2 separate regions of the Homo sapiens genome follow, and region 2 is linked to region 1. Evidence: read pairs that join two places in POLR2A ChIA-PET (ENCODE). Cell type or tissue: IMR-90. All regions are shown on one strand. Each heading gives the region's core, and the rest is flanking DNA. Links, peaks and the distances in the headings are about the cores only.

Region 1 (4,403 bases), core at 89-4,088:
TAATGGTAGGTTGAGTCTTTCACACATGGAATTACTCTGACTTCCTGCCTCCCTCTCCCTCTTAAGGATCCTTGTGATTACACTAGACCCACACAGATAATCCAATATAATCTTCCCATTTAAATGTCCTTTAATCCCACCTGCAGAGTTCATTTTGCCATGTACGGTAATATGCTCACAGGCTCCAGGGACGGGATCTTGGACATCCTTGGAGGACATCATTTGGCCCGCTACAGATAGGGTCTGACACTGTATGTGCATGATTCTGCCTCACTCCCTGCACCCTAATCCTGGCCCTGCTGCAATGTGATTTGACAAACTGAGGCCTATTAGTCCTGAGTTTTCCAGGTTGGAAGCACTCTATCAAGAAAATCTAGAGGTATCACCATGTAAATCTGTTCTAAAGGTGGCCCAGAAGTATACAAGTAATCAGAAAATAGCAAAACAAGCACAATAAATAATTTGTTCACATTGCAAAGGCACAAGCATTTCGGTATTTGGAAAATGTTGCAAAGCTGAAACTCATCTCTAAAGCATTAGTGACATATTCTATTATTCTAAAATGCTTGTTACTTTTATTTTACTATTGACTTATTTTAAGCACTGCTAATGTTTCACTGGAAAGTTAGAATTTTTTTGCTCTTCATATGAGAGAGACTTACCATCAATTTTCAGCTGGGTTAAAGTGCTATACCTTTCTTCAAAAAGGCCCTGGGTGGTCTAGAATTGCTTTCTGCTCATAAAAGTGAGGTTAGGTGTCACAGTTCCTGGAAACTGAACAAATAGTTGACTTCTCTAGACCTTATGTTGAATTATTCCATCTTGATCTTCCCACATGTTTGTAAGTTCCTGAGTGCAAGCGCCATCTTTTATTTTTTAAGACAAAATCTGGCTGTCTCACACAGGCTGGAGTCCACTGGCATGATCTCAGTTCACTGCAGCCTCCACCTCCCAGGTTCAAGTGATTCTCATGCCTCAGCCTCCCAAGTAGCTGGGATTACAGGCACCTACCCGCCACCACCCCCAGCTAATTTTTGTATTTTTAGTAGAGACAGGGTTTTGCCATGTTGGCCAGGCTGGTCTCAAACCCCTGACCTCAGGTAATTCACCCACCTCAGCCTCCCAAGTGCTGAAATTACAGGCGTGAGCCACCGTGCCCGGCCAGGCACCATCTTACTTATTATTTGACACAAAGTGGATATTCAGACATTTTTTGCAAATGGTATAGGACGGAATTTTCAAGATCACCCAGGGAGTCAAGTACTGTCTTCTTTCACTGTGCCACAGAAGTGGAGTGCCTTGCCCAAAGTCACCTGAGGTACGAGCCCAACTCCATCACGATCTAAGATCCCAGCCCTTTCCACCTACCCCTACCCCAATTCTTCTCTTACAAATGCACTTCCAGAACATCACTATTGAGGGCATCACTGAAGCATGTGGACATCCAAATACAAGCTTAAATCAGGAGATATCTCCACAGCTTCCAAACCAGTACTATTTAAAGAGAATGAGAAATACACTGTTCAGGGCTCAACATATTGAGAGAAACCCCTTCTTCATGGAAAAAGTCTGCTAAGAAAAAAATCATTAAAATTAAATCGGAAAATTGAGCAGCAGCCCAGTTCCTGAAGATGTGTTAACTACCCTATTTCTGATCAAAGAAAAGGAATTTTACTTGCTATAAAAGCACTCAGGGAGACTGAAAGAGAGACATCTGCTTCATTAATAGTATCCTTGCCAGCAGGGCCAATTAAATTAAGAAGCTATCCTTTCCCTGGTAGATTTCATTCCAAACACATTACACAAGTTATACTCAGAAACATTACTGCAAGGAGATCATTTATGTTCATTAATCCTAGGGCTTTCTTTTGTAATCTTTTTCTTGAAAGGAAATTCTCATTTTTGCCCTAAATTAATGAACATATTTATTTGTACATAAAAGAGCAAATTCCTCCTACTGATGCCTTTAGTTAAGGCAGGCAGGGCCAGCAACAGGATCCACAGGTGCAGCTTCCAGCATCCCCTCAGTGCTGACTGCAGCATCAAGACAAAAGCCTGTGGGCTTCATCTTGAGAACAGTACTCCGTGGGCTCTGCCTGCAGAGCACTTGCCAGCAGCCTAAAACTGCCAAGCAGAGGTCAGTGAGAGGTCTAGGGCCATGCACCTTTTCTCCCAAATCACAGTTCACTCAAGGTTGCACATTGCTCCAAAGGGCACATGTGATTCCAGAAAAACAGTCTTCAGACATTTCACCCTATAGCTGACTCTCTTTTCTCCCAAGCCCCAACATTCCTTCTCTAATTGTTGCCTTCCCAGCTCAGACTCTGAAAACACACTAGTCAAACACCATCATGGCAAAACGCCATCTCATAAATGCCAGAAAGAGCGAAATAAAACAAAACAGAGAACATTTGTTTCAGGAAACTTCTAGTGAAGATGTTAACAAACTCTAACATCCTATTTACCTGTACAGAACTTTCTAAATACGTTCTGTTCAATAAATAAACACATGAAGGATCTAGCCTCTCTCATAAATAATTCTTTTCAAACAGTAATCAGGATACATAAATAATTTGAATTCATTTAAGCCAGTGTCTTTCCAATTGTGTTAATCATCAAAATCATTTCAAACGCTTCTAAAAATATAGATTCCTGGGCCTCCACTTAAATCTAATGAGTCAGAATCACCCAGGGAATTGTGAAGAATCTCACTTTTTACCAGGATGATGATGATTGGAGAAATTTAGGCAATAGTGAATTAGGAAAATTTTTTGTATTCTATTATATTTATAACTTTGCACTGGATCCTGTACCTCATATAAAAATGAGAAGATGAGAAGATACATGGCTCATATTCTGGAAGGATTTGAAATTTAGTAGGAAATATTAGATAAGAAAATAATTGTACAGCAAGTTAGAATATAAGAAATTTTGTAAGAGTGAGTCCACCAAAGTAGAACAAAAAGTTTGAAAGAAGAAGAAATCATATCAGGTCATAGAGGGAAGTAAGGAAAAGCTTTAAAAAATATTTTTTATTTAAGATGGACTTTACAAAAGTGTCATCTTCACCTGTAATCCTAGCACTTTGGGAGGCTGAGGCAGCTGGGTCACTTGAGGTCAGGAATTCGAGACCAGCCTGGCCAACATGGTGAAACCTCGTCTCTACAAAAAATTACAAAAATTAGCCGGGGGTGGTGGCGGGCACCTATAATCCCAGCTACTTGGGAGGCTGAGACATAAGAGTCACTTGAACCCGGGAGGGGGAGGTTGCTGTGAGCTAAGATGGTGTCATTGCACTCTAGCCTGGGAGTGCAGCAAGACTCTGTCTAAAAAAAAAAAAAAAAAAAGTTATCCTGATGAGAATCAGAAAAGGCAAAGTCACAGAGAAATAAAAACCTAAAAACCTACAATGTGAATGAGGAACAGGGACAGTGTTTGGCTACAGTACAGGGAATAGCTAAACCAGAGGCTGGAAATTTAAACCAGTGCCCAATTGAGAGACCACTGAATGTTTGGCAGTGGAATGTATACTTAATTTCTTAAAAAAAAAGGGATCAGTTAACTAAGACATGGAGTTCTGGTGATTATGCTCAGAAATTTATCTTAGAAATGTTAATTATTTGGCGGTATTGTTTACAACTGACTGTAAAAGGGAAGGCAGCCGGAGGTGTTTGCAGTGCTCCATACAAAGAGTAATGAGCTCATAGTGCTTCATGGTGGAAAGGAAAGGGATCTTACAGATGGAACAGACGTTGCGGAGGTAACCTCCAGAGAACTTGGTCCCTGATTTCATGCGACACATGTGAGACCCTCAGGTGAAGCCAAAGGCAGAAGATGGCTTCATTCATGACAGGAAGAGGGAACTTCTAGATTCATCAGGTATTGTGTTTTAAAATGGGGGAAGAGGCCAGGTGCCGTGGCTAACATCTGTAATCCCAGCATTTTCGGAGGCCAAGGAGGGCAGATCACTTGAGCCTAGGAGTTCGAGACCAGCCTGGGCAACATGGCGAAACCCCATCTCTACAAAAAATAAATAAATTAGCTGGGCATGGTATGCGCCTGTAGTCTCAGCTACTCAGGAAGCTGAGGTAGAAGAATAGCTTGAACCCAGGAAGGGGAGGCTGCAGTGAGCCAAGATCACACCATTGCACTCCAGCCTGGGCGACAGAGTGAGATCCTGTCTCCAAAAAAAAAAAAAAAAAGAGGTTGTTTTTTCAAGCCCTGCATTATTTTGTGCAGAAAATACTGGGCAACATGGAGCTTTATAGTCATGTCTTTTGATAGTAGAGCTTTTATTAACTTCTACTTGGTTCAAACTAAGGTAATATATTAATAGGTGTACACCAGGGCACACATTTTGCTTTTGCCTCTGATTCCAGTATGGCTCCACACAGCACTGTACC
Region 2 (4,403 bases), core at 213-4,212, 64 kb after region 1:
GCCCATAGTTAACGATACTTTCTTCTACACTTAAAAATCTGTGAAGAGGGTAAAGCTCATGTTAAGTGTTCTTATCACAATAAAATAAAATACAGCAAAAATTTAATTAATTAAAAATAAAAATGTAAAAACTCTTATGGTCAAACTTCAGGATTTAAGGAGAGGACTATTGGAATCACCTTAGGAGAATTTAGCAAAATATACATTCCCATGCTGTAACCAATATATGCTGATGGGTTATTAGAGCCTGGTGAGGAGAGTAGGGAAAATGGATACAAGAATAGGAATTATGAAATTTAAAACTCTCTTCAGATGATGTTATGTTTCCCTAGCAATTGATTCAACTAAACATCTTATTTCACAGTCTTCTTGTTTATTCTTCCATGAAGATAAAGGGAAATTTTACATATTATTGTTAATTTTTCACTTTGTGTCACTAACTGGTAAAACAATGTGAGAAGCACATTACGATAAAATAGAAAAAAGTCAACCAAGTCCAACAGTGAACAACTGCTGTGAGATGATCTAAGGTTGTCCTGCCCAGTCTGATTCTAACAGGAAAAGGAGGTATAAATGACAGACTGGAAATCTATCATACAAAAAGGAAATGTTTGTGAACTGGAACTTGGATTGAGGGAGTTGTTTTTGACTATTTCATTTTGTTGAGATCAGTATGTTGCTCTGCTATCCAAATGACACAGAGGCTGAAAAGCAGTTGCCTAGTTAGAAGATTCCAGGGAACTGCAAGACCTTCAAAAATTTCCAGAGCCCATATCAAACCTGGACAGGTTCTATAACCACATGCTACTAATTGTAGCCACTCATGACTTAACCTGCTAATTGGCTTTCTATGCAGTTGTAAAAGGGAAAAGAAAACAGTTTTTAAATATAAACATTTGCTTCTCAGTTCATTGCCCAGGCTCATGTTCCCAGAGTACATGCTTTCTTGCTTCTTTGACATCACTCCCACCCAATCCAACAACTGTCATAATAAGCATGGCAGCTGCAGCAAAGTAGGACCACTATGAAATTAACACTGGAATGAGTCCCTAGGGGAGAACTGGAGGAGAACAGGATCTACATGTGAGATGGTACACTTGGATGGAGACAGTTCATCATGAAAATTTCATGACGGAGTCAGACCTTAAAGGGCGGGCACACATCTCAGAAAAAGCACAAGGTTATTTATGGAGTGCAGAAGAGACATTACTAGAAGCTCTATTTAAATTTTGTATTATTCCTTTATCAATTCTGTTTTCCCTGTATGTTTTACAGTGAACAATATTTATTAATGTGGTAGTGCGTATTAACACATACATATATGCTCATACACACATACTGTGGGGTGTACAACTTTTAAATTCTTACCAAGATGAATTGAAAATGAAAAATAAAAAAAAAATGGACACTATTGATCTAGAGATTATAACTCTTAAATCTTCCACAATTTAACCTTTAATTTCTTAGGCCAACATAACAAATTACTCAGTTCTAATAAATTGACATCATCTGTCACATAAAATTAGTCGTTTAAGTCCCTTGGTATTGGCTCTGTGGTTTTTTTGTATTAAATTTAAAAATACTTTTGGTTTACATTTGTATAGGAGCTATAAGCGTAAGAAATTTATACCTAATGTTATCTTTGTAAACATTTAAATCATACCATAATAAATATTTTGTTAACATTGTTGGTTCATGAAGATTTCCTTCCTGCAAAAGGAGTCTCAACTTTTAAGTTTGAAAACAATGCTCTCAATCCAGACATGAAGCTGAATTTTTCTGTATAGTTTAAGGAGAAAATCAAAATTGGAATTTTAATGTAAAATCAACAGAAAGTCAATAATTTCAAAAAAGTGACTTGGAAAATGCAAGGACATTAATTTTAAAAAATCTGAAGATCTCAAGAATAAAAAGTATTTGGAAACATAGATAACAATGGAATATGTTAGAAGTATAACATTCTGTAGTCAAAAGTGAGCAGTAACTTTCAAAAATTAATAACCTTGACTACACATAAATATCAACTATGTGTAAGGTACTATGTGGTATGTCAGAGTGAAAGAAGTAGATTGCTATTAAATAGATTATAGGAAACCAAATTTCCCATCCTGCTGATTCCTTCACTGAGTTAAATATATCTTTAATGTGCTCATTTTATATTTGCAATAATGTCGTTTTAATATTTGAAAATTATATTTTGACAGTTTTTGAAAATTCCAACAAGAAGTGCATTCCACCAAGTTTTGGAAATTCCACCAAGAAGACATATGAGCTGGACAAATTAAGTTGTGTCACCTGAGAAATATTCATCACTGGCTGTTAGAACCAGGCATGTCTTTTCTTGATTCCCTGAGTGATTCCAGTGGTTATCAAAATTTCCCTTCTTAGGCTCTATTTTTCTGTTTGCTTTGTTTTTCTGACTCTGGCTTTGTTTCCTTTCCCAGTCCTTGTGCATCTTTGGTTCTGATTCTGGTTTGCTTTCCCAGTTGGTGACAGCAGTGAAGAGGAATACAATTTTCTTGTCTGCCCATTCTGTAATCTCTGTCATGTAAAGATCAAGATTTATTCTCTGACAAGTAAGGAATGATAGATCATCTTTTTAATGGTATTTTACTTGTTTGTGATTGGGTTTGTTTTGGTCTTTTGTTTGTCTCACTTTTGCAAGATAAAACAGCCTTTTGAGACCTGGGCTGTCCTCTCATCAATGGGTAGTTTATTTTTCTTTTCTTTGTCTCTCCTAAAAGTTCTATGAATTGGATTTTCTACAAAGAAGGAAGTTCCCAGGACCTTGATGGAAAGGATTATACCAAGTGCTTCTACTCACTGATACTTCAAGTAACAGACTTATGTATATTCAAGAAGCAGCAGAAAACCAGATTTGAGCTGATGAGAGAAACTGATTGTGATTATTTGTTTGGAAAAATTTAAGTATAGTTTTAAGTTTTATGAGATAAGCACTGTCTCTTTCATCTTGATCTACTGCTATCCCTTCATTTAAAGATATTAACACATGTTTAGGTGATATGTTATTCTCACTAACCCCTCGGAACTCATAAACAAATATAGTCTCTTTTCTTTTAATGGTTAGTGTAGTTTTTGCGCAGAGCATTAGTAAGAGTCTGTCCTCCATTTTACAAGGATATAATTTGACAGAACAATTGCACAACCAAATTTGTTGAATTTTCTGGAGTTTTATATATGAAAATATATGTCATTATTCTCGTGTGATAAACCTACCATTTTTAAATAAATGCTGTGATTTGTTTGTTGTACCAGTTTCTACAAAGCCCTCCTAAGAAATTGGTCTATTCTATGACTAAGGGAATTTCTTCAGCCTAGAGAGAGAAATGATATCATATAAAGCCCTATATAAGTGTTACAGCTCTTTTAGAATTTGTCTGTCAGGTATTCCAATTGTTCTTTTTTCTTTCTTTTTTTTTTCTAACCAGAAAACCCCTCACAGAAAAAGAAAAATCCTGGATCTTCAGGAAGTAATGAAGAGCATAAGAATTAGTAAGCATTGGCAGTAAATATAAAAGACTACTTTTTCTTCTTAATTTATAAATAATGCATATGACTTTAAAGCAAAAGTTATAACATTGTCTTATGGGATTTAGATGTATGTGATGTGATACACGTGACACTTATGGCATAAAAATAGCAGCCTGGAGAGGAAGGCAAGTGAAGCTGTGTAGTTGCAGGGTTCTACATCTTACAAAAAGCAATAAAACATTTATCCTAAATAGACTGCAAAAGTTAAGGACATACAATAAAATCACTAGGAAAATCACTAAACATAAATAATACAAAGAGGTATAGCTTAAAAGCCACAAAATACCTTATATATTGTCTCAGTCCCTTTGTGTTGCTATGAAGGAATATGTGAGGCTGGGCAATCTGTAAAAAAAAAAAAAAAGGTGGTTTATATTCAGCTTACATTTCTGCAGGCTGTACAAGAAGCATGGTGCTGGCATCTGCTTAACTTCCAGGGAGGTCCCCAGCATGCATCCACTCATGGCAGAAGGCCAAGGGGAGCTAGCCTGTATAGTGATCATATGGCGAGAGAAAAGAAGCAAGAGAGAGGGGAAAGGTGCTAAGCTCACTTTTAATAACCAGCTCTAGAAGGAACTCTTATAGAAACTAATAGAGTAAGAATTTATTATCAAGAGGATGGCACCAAGCCATTAATAAGTGACCTGCCCTCATGACTCAAACACCTCCCATCAGGCCCCACCTCCAACACTGGGGATCAAATTGCAACATGAGACTTGGAGGGGCCAAACAAACCACATCCAAAATGTAGCATACAGAGCTTTAGAAATATTCGAATAATTTTTTTAAAAGGTAGGAGAAGAACAATAGTGGAATAAAAAGCACAGGAGCAAACAGAAGAAAAAAATGCT

What was found. Peaks named below come from ENCODE experiments on the same cell type or tissue, not always from the same donor. Only the 100,000 strongest peaks of a DNase experiment are listed, where the experiment ranks them.
Region 2: POLR2A ChIA-PET joins it to region 1 with 12 read pairs; 2 of 35 experiments call an interaction of 5 or more read pairs at or near these places.

The regions. Positions count from the first base shown.
Region 1 is chr12:19,986,471-19,990,873 of GRCh38, reverse strand. No RefSeq gene overlaps it. Among named protein-coding and RNA genes, the nearest start is that of LINC02398, 26 kb to the left of the region's middle. In IMR-90, for the core only: no CTCF peak of the experiment used is centred there; no DNase peak of the experiment used is centred there; H3K27ac peaks cover 181 bases.
Region 2 is chr12:19,922,692-19,927,094 of GRCh38, reverse strand. It overlaps the pseudogene LOC124903095. Among named protein-coding and RNA genes, the nearest start is that of LINC02398, 90 kb to the left of the region's middle. In IMR-90, for the core only: no CTCF peak of the experiment used is centred there; no DNase peak of the experiment used is centred there.